Linked DNA regions of Homo sapiens: region 2 is linked to region 1. Evidence: chromatin contacts called from ENCODE Hi-C or POLR2A ChIA-PET data. All regions are on one chromosome and are shown on one strand. Each heading gives the region's core, a stretch centred on a gene start or an enhancer-like site at or near the end of the contact. The rest is flanking DNA. Distances are from core to core; before and after follow the strand shown.

Region 1 (3,030 bases), core at 304-2,803:
TCCGGGATCGCAGCGCCTTAGCGTCTCCTTCCCGCCTCCCTCCGCCCTCCCGCCAGCGAGCGCGTGGCGCCCCGGAGGTGCAGGGTTGACCAGGGTGCACCCCTCTACTCCTAAGCCAACCTAGGCAGGGCCCTTCCAGTTTCTGCCGCAGCATTTCCAGCCCCTCGAGCCCCTGCAGCTCCTGAGGGTAGCTCAGCAGCCAGCCCAGCGCACCCTCTTCCGGGGCTAGCGCGCACTCCCTCGGCTCTGCTTGCGGTCCCTCGGTGTCCTTCTGCCCCTGGCAGAAGCTCTCACACCACCCTCCCTTCATTTCCCCTGCCGGGCGGGGCTCGCTATTCAGCTCCCTGTGCTCAGTCTGACCCCTCAGCCTGCTGTACCCGCAGGCTCTGCGGAATGAGCCCGGGCCCCAGCCCTTGCCCTCCCGCCCGCCACCACGTCCCTCCTCCCGCCTGGAGCTTCCAGGGCCCTGCCGCGGGCCCCTGCATCTCCCGCCAGGCCGTCTCTCTCTGCCTCCGTCTCCTGCAGCCCAGCTCCGCCTCATTCTCCATTCCTCGCCCAGAAACCTGTACATTCTGTCCGCGGTCGCCGCCTGCGGTTCCTCCACGTCACGCAGGCAGACGCCAGGCTCCGCCAGCTCACAGAACTGCTCTTGCCGAACCCCGAAGGCCTCCACCTGGTTGACCTTGGCAGCCAGCCCGGCCTTCCTTGGCAGTCAGCCCGGCCCTCCTCGGTCCTGACTTTGGGGCCGCTGCCTCCCGCCAGCTCTGTCTTCGCCTGGTTTCAGGGCCCGCACCGCCTTTGCCGGTACGGCCTCATGGCCCGACCCCTGGCCTCCAGACCCCAGGATCTCCCCCAACACACCGGCCCCTGCCCAGGCCACCCGTGTCAGCTCGGGGCACCTCTATCCTTGCACTTGTTCAGACCTCCAGTGACCTCTGAGTCTTCTCTCCCCCAGTTTTCACATCCCACCCTCCAGCGTCCTCCTTTCTCAAGAAGGATCTAGATTCCAACCCGCTCTCATCCCCCACGGTGCTACCTGCCAGTTCTCTCTGCCTCTAGGGTGTCCTTGCTTCCCCTCCTGGGCCTGGCTGGGATCCTTGTAATGTGGTGTGTGTGCTCCCGACGGTTGGCTTCCATCTATGAAAAGGCCAACATCAGGAAGCTGCCTAGGAGGCCGCCTGGCCCACGACCTTTCTAACCCATGTCCACCTACTCCCACCCTCCACCCGGTGATCATGGCCTCCCCTCCCCCCACCCTTCAAACCTGCCTCCAGGTCCCCCCCAGGGCCTTTGCACCAGTTAGTCCCTGTCTTAGCTCAGGGTGCCGTAACAGAATCCAGACGGGGCAACTTAAACAACAGAAACGCATTTCTCACAGCTCTGGAGGCTGGAAGTCCAACATCAAGGTGCCTATAGATTCCATGGCTGGTGAGGCTTCTCTCCTTGGCTTGCAGACGGTCTCCTTCTGGCTGTGTCCTCTCATGGGAGAGGGGAGAGGGGAGGGAGAGAGGGAGACAGAGGGAGCGGGGGAGGGGAGATATCCCTAGCGCTTCTTCCTGTTCCTATAAGGACACAGTTCTATTGGATCAGAGCCCACCCTATGACCTCACTTAACCTTTATTACCTCCTTATAGGTTCTGCCTCCAAATGCAGTCACACTAGGGGTTAGAGCTTCAACATACAAATTTTGTGAGGACACAGTTTAGTCCATAACTTTCCCTCTGCCCAGGTGGCTCTCCCTTGAATATCTGCAAGGCTGACCTGTCCACCCCTTGAACTAGGCCGTATGTCGCTGGAGTCCTCTTTACTACAACCACCTGGAGTTGGGGAAGTAGCCATCATGTAGGAAAAATTAGCCTGTGATTGTTGGTGGATGCTGGGTAGTATAAAACAGAGGTAAAACCAACAACAACAGACTAAAAAGCCCAGATGGCCACAAGTTCAGTTGCCATTTGTAGCAGGAGATGGACATTGGTGCATCCACCCGACACCACATTTCCAAGGATGCTGCATTCCCAAGTGAGCTGCCAGACCAAAATACAGACGGTGCTGATTTAAACATCTGTGATGAAGCAGTGAGCAGTTACACATGGCGAGAAGGAGGAAGGTTAAGGAGCTTTGAGAGGAAGACTTCTGTAGGCAGCCGTGTGCTGTGAGCCCCTCCTCCTGCCTTGTCAAGGGCTTGGGTAGGGGGAGCTTGTCTTCTTGCCTCAGGCTCGGTGAAGTTCAGCTCAACTGAACCTCTGGAGTTTGGGGGATGCAATGGCTGGGGGATAACTCCTGCCCAGGGAAACACAGAGGGCAAAACAGATGGGCTGGCAAACTGCTCCTTGGTGGGAAGGTGTGTGGGGAGGTGTTTCTAGGCACCAGTATGAGCCAGCTTACTTCTGGATCCATGTGAATGACATTTCTTTTTTCCCTTTGCTTCATCCCTCCACGTGCTCCAACCTGGGGGACCATGGAGCACTGTTGGCAGGTGAGCAGAGAAGGAACCAGGAAAGAGAAAAGGACCACATGAGGCCTTTCCAAAATCACTGTTTTGGAGAATGATTTATGTACAAGTTGCACCTATTTTAAGTGTGCAGTTGCTAAGTTTTGACGAATATGCACCACCAGAGAGGAAATTCAGAATGTTTTCATTGCCCCAGAAAGCTCCCTGGTCCTCTGCAGTCATACAGGATGCCCACAGGCCACCACATGCTGTTACTAAGGTGTGCAAAATGCCATTGCCTCCCTCTAATTTCAGTGTGCTTTCTTTGTTTTACTTTATCCGGGTCAAAAAAAACCTTGGGGCTGGAGGTGAGCAACTTTCAATTAGACCTGAGCCCTCCTACCATATTTTCCTTCCCTGAGGCCCCATGGACCTTCTTGGGACTTGTGTATTCTCTGCAGGAAGGGGACATATTGGGTTAGTTACCGTGTGTCCCACAGCCTGGCTCTGAACTTGGTGCTTAGCAGGGAAACTCAAACTAAGGTACAGACAAAACACCTCGACAGGCAGAGGAGGAAGCAATATCCAAGTTGTCAGGG
Region 2 (3,030 bases), core at 242-2,741, 180 kb after region 1:
GCAGTCCAGGTGTTGCCAGTGGGATGTCAGCCTGGTAAAGGAAGGAATGTGGATGGCCAAGGGCACGGCCCAACCTCCCTGAGCATCAGACAAGGCAGCTGTTTTGCAGGCCTCAATGCCCTAGAACCCCAAATGTTTCTGTGTGCTCGTGATCTCTCCTCAGTCTGTGCAGGATTACAACGCAAGGTACTGAGAAGTCAAGGTTGGATTTTGTTTGTTTGTTTGTTTTGTTTTGAGACAGAATCTTGCTCTTGTCGCCCAGGCTGGAGTGCAGTGGCGCCATCTCAGCTCACTGCAACCTCTGCCTCCCGGGTTCAGCAATTCTCCTGCCTCCCGGGTTCAGCGATTCTCCTGCCTCAGCCTCCCAAGTAACTAGGATTACAGGCGCCCACCACCACACCCAGCTAATTTTTGTATTTTTGTTAGAGACAGGGTTTCACCATGTTGGCCAGTCTGGTCTCAAACTCCTGACCTCAGGTGATCCACCTGCCTCGGCCTCCCAAAGTGCTGGGATTACAGGCGTGAGCCACTGCGCCTGGCCTACATGTTTTTTAGCCTCAAGTGTCTGGATAACACAATGAAAGCATGCTTGCCTGCTGGATTGTACAGACCAAGCCCCTCAGCATGCACAAATGGTTATCTTCAGTCACTTATACTTCCTAAGTTACCAGAATAACCTTGCACTCTCTCTCCCTTTGGCAACACAAACCTCATAGATTGGAAAATAGTCTTTTCTGCTGTCTTAATGCTTGCTTGCTTTCTATTCAAAAACTACTGCATGACTATACAGCATTTGAAACTCACTGTCTGATTGGAATTTGGGAAACATTGGCTTTCTTAATGCTGATTCTGCATTTCCTGCTGAAATTGAGCTCTCAGCTTTGAGCAGTCCCACTGAAACCAGGGGCAGCCAGCCGGATTCTCTGCAAGTCAGGAAATGAGAGCCAGACTCCCTTGCTTGTCTCTATGGACACTGGAGTCGGTTTCCCTTCCTGGGCAGATGAAAGGGTGAGGTCATTGCACATGATTGAGTGGTGGAGAAACTCAGCCTTCTAGAAACTAAGACCAAGCAATCATCTCACAAGAAAACATTTTGGAAGCTAGGTTTTCATCAACAACATTAAATAAATCACTGGTTTTTAAAGACCGGTAAACCCCAATGGCAGTCTGTCTGGATTTGTTCTAAAACTTAAAGCATGAGTTTTGCTTGTAAATGAGAGTTCCCTGAAATGCCAGCAAAAAAAAAAAAAAAAAAAAGCAAACCCAATCCTTTGGGTAATAGGAACCACAACAAGGAAAAATAGGAACCGCAACAAGGAAAAACATTTTTTTAAATAAATAAAACATTTCATGTTTATCCTCAGCAATTTCGTGTTTAAAAGAAACAAACTCTACAACTGCTCAGCATTCTTCACAAGGAAGGTGTGCCTTCAGCCTCCCGGAAAAGTCTCTCGGCTGGTATGACCTGGCCTGTTGCCGGGAAAAAGTGAGATTTGGCAGACACGGGCGTCGGGACAGCCTGCATGGTTACTGGACTGCAAGGTCTGGCCCCGTCAAAGCAGACAGCTCTATTATCCCCACAGCCTGCAGAACTGGGGTCAGGCGTGTCCTGATGCTGGATCTCTGCCCTCCTTCTCCCGGTTCTCACCCTGTAGGTGTCGGATTTGACCATTTGCACAACAACCCTCACGTTGTCATTCCCAGATCCTCATTGGTGCATTGTTCTTTTTGTTTATAGTAAACTTTATTTTTTTAGAGCAGTTTCAGGTTCACAGCAAAAAGGAGCAGAAAATACAGAGCATTCCCATATCTCCCCTGCCCTATAGACACACAGCCTCTCCCATTGTCAACATCCCCCACAGAGTGGTCCATCTGTTACCATTGATGAACCTACACTGACACATCATCACCCAAATCCGTGGTTGACACCGGGGTTCACTCTTGGCATTGTACATTCTGTGGGCTTGGACAAATGTATAATGATGTGTCCACCACTGCGGTATCCCACAGACTAGCTTCACTGTCTTAAAAATCCTCTATGCTTGACTGATTCATCTCTAATCTTTTTTTTTACTGTCTCCATAGTTTTGCCTTTTCCAGAATGTTAGAGGGTTGGAACCATATAGCCTTTCCAAATTAGCTTCTTTCACTTAGTAAATAGGTATGTTCCTTTTGGAGACCGTATCTCTGGCTCCTGGTTAAAGAGCAGGACTAGCTACATAATTCGTGACTGAGTGCAAAATGAAAATGTGGGGGCCCCTTGTTCAAAATTATTAAGAATTTCAAGATGGTGATAGCAGAGTATTAAGCCAAGCATGGGCCTTCTGAGGGCTGGGCCCTGAGAAACAGTGCAGCTGTCAGCCCATGAAGCCGACTACTAAAGAGTAAGGTTTTGTTTGTTTGTTTGTTTTGTTTTGTTTTTGAGACAGAGTCTTGCTCTGTTGCCCAGGCTGGAGTGCAGTGGTGCGATCTCGGCTCACTGCAAGCTCCGCCTCCTGGGTTCACGCCATTCTCCTGCCTCAGCCTCCCGAGTAGCTGGGACTACAGGCGCCCACCACCACGCCCGGCTAATTTTTTGTATTTTTAGTAGAGACGGGTTTTCACTGTGTTAGCCAGGATGGTCTTGATCTCCTGACCTAGTGATCCGCCTGCCTCGACCTTCCAAAGTGCTGGGATTACAGGCATGAGCCACCGCGCCCAGCCAAGAGTAAGGTTTTAAAGCAAGTGCCCAACATGTGAGTGGGTCCTTTGTCTTCTTCAGATTCCATAAAGCTAGGACATGTAAACAAAAGTGTTTATTATGTTTTTTTTATTATTTGTTTCCAAAATGCTTCCACAGTTGCCAACAACCTCAGTGCTCAAGCACTTTCTCAAACAACACAGCTCAAAAAAAAAGAGGGACAAAGTCAGGAGCTCTGCTGATTACTTTCCTAATTTTATCAAAACAAAAAAATGCAGTCTACTCAGAGGGATTGGGCTGTGAAGCACGAAGCCCCCTCAGTACCCATGAGCTGACAATGAATAACATTT

Evidence for each region. Hi-C counts contacts between places; a loop is a spot of excess contacts on that map. ChIA-PET counts read pairs that join two places held with the same protein, here RNA polymerase II (POLR2A). Pooled maps may share reads with other maps.
Region 2: a pooled map shows a loop between it and region 1 (2.3-fold over the local background). The contact joins the enhancer-like site here to the promoter of LINC03026 in region 1. A Hi-C loop is called at or near these places in 1 of 50 pooled maps. POLR2A ChIA-PET finds 5 or more read pairs at or near these places in 3 of 52 experiments (HEK293, activated naive CD4-positive, alpha-beta T cell and activated naive CD8-positive, alpha-beta T cell).

The regions. Positions count from the first base shown.
Region 1 is chr9:88,076,347-88,079,376 of GRCh38, forward strand. It overlaps LINC03026 (long intergenic non-protein coding RNA 3026), which reads right to left and starts at 1,554. Exons shown (of 2, transcript NR_135138.1): 1 at 1,377-1,554. LOC124902201 (syncytin-A-like) reads right to left here and starts at 1,554. Exons shown (of 7, transcript XM_047424307.1): 1 at 1,377-1,554; 2 at 1,037-1,137. RefSeq lists an enhancer at 252-802.
Region 2 is chr9:88,257,285-88,260,314 of GRCh38, forward strand. No RefSeq gene overlaps it. Among named protein-coding and RNA genes, the nearest start is that of SPATA31C2, 120 kb to the left of the region's middle. Within about 2 kb of position 1,492, at least 7 of the 41 ENCODE cell types and tissues checked have a DNase peak (open chromatin) inside an H3K27ac peak, as active enhancers do.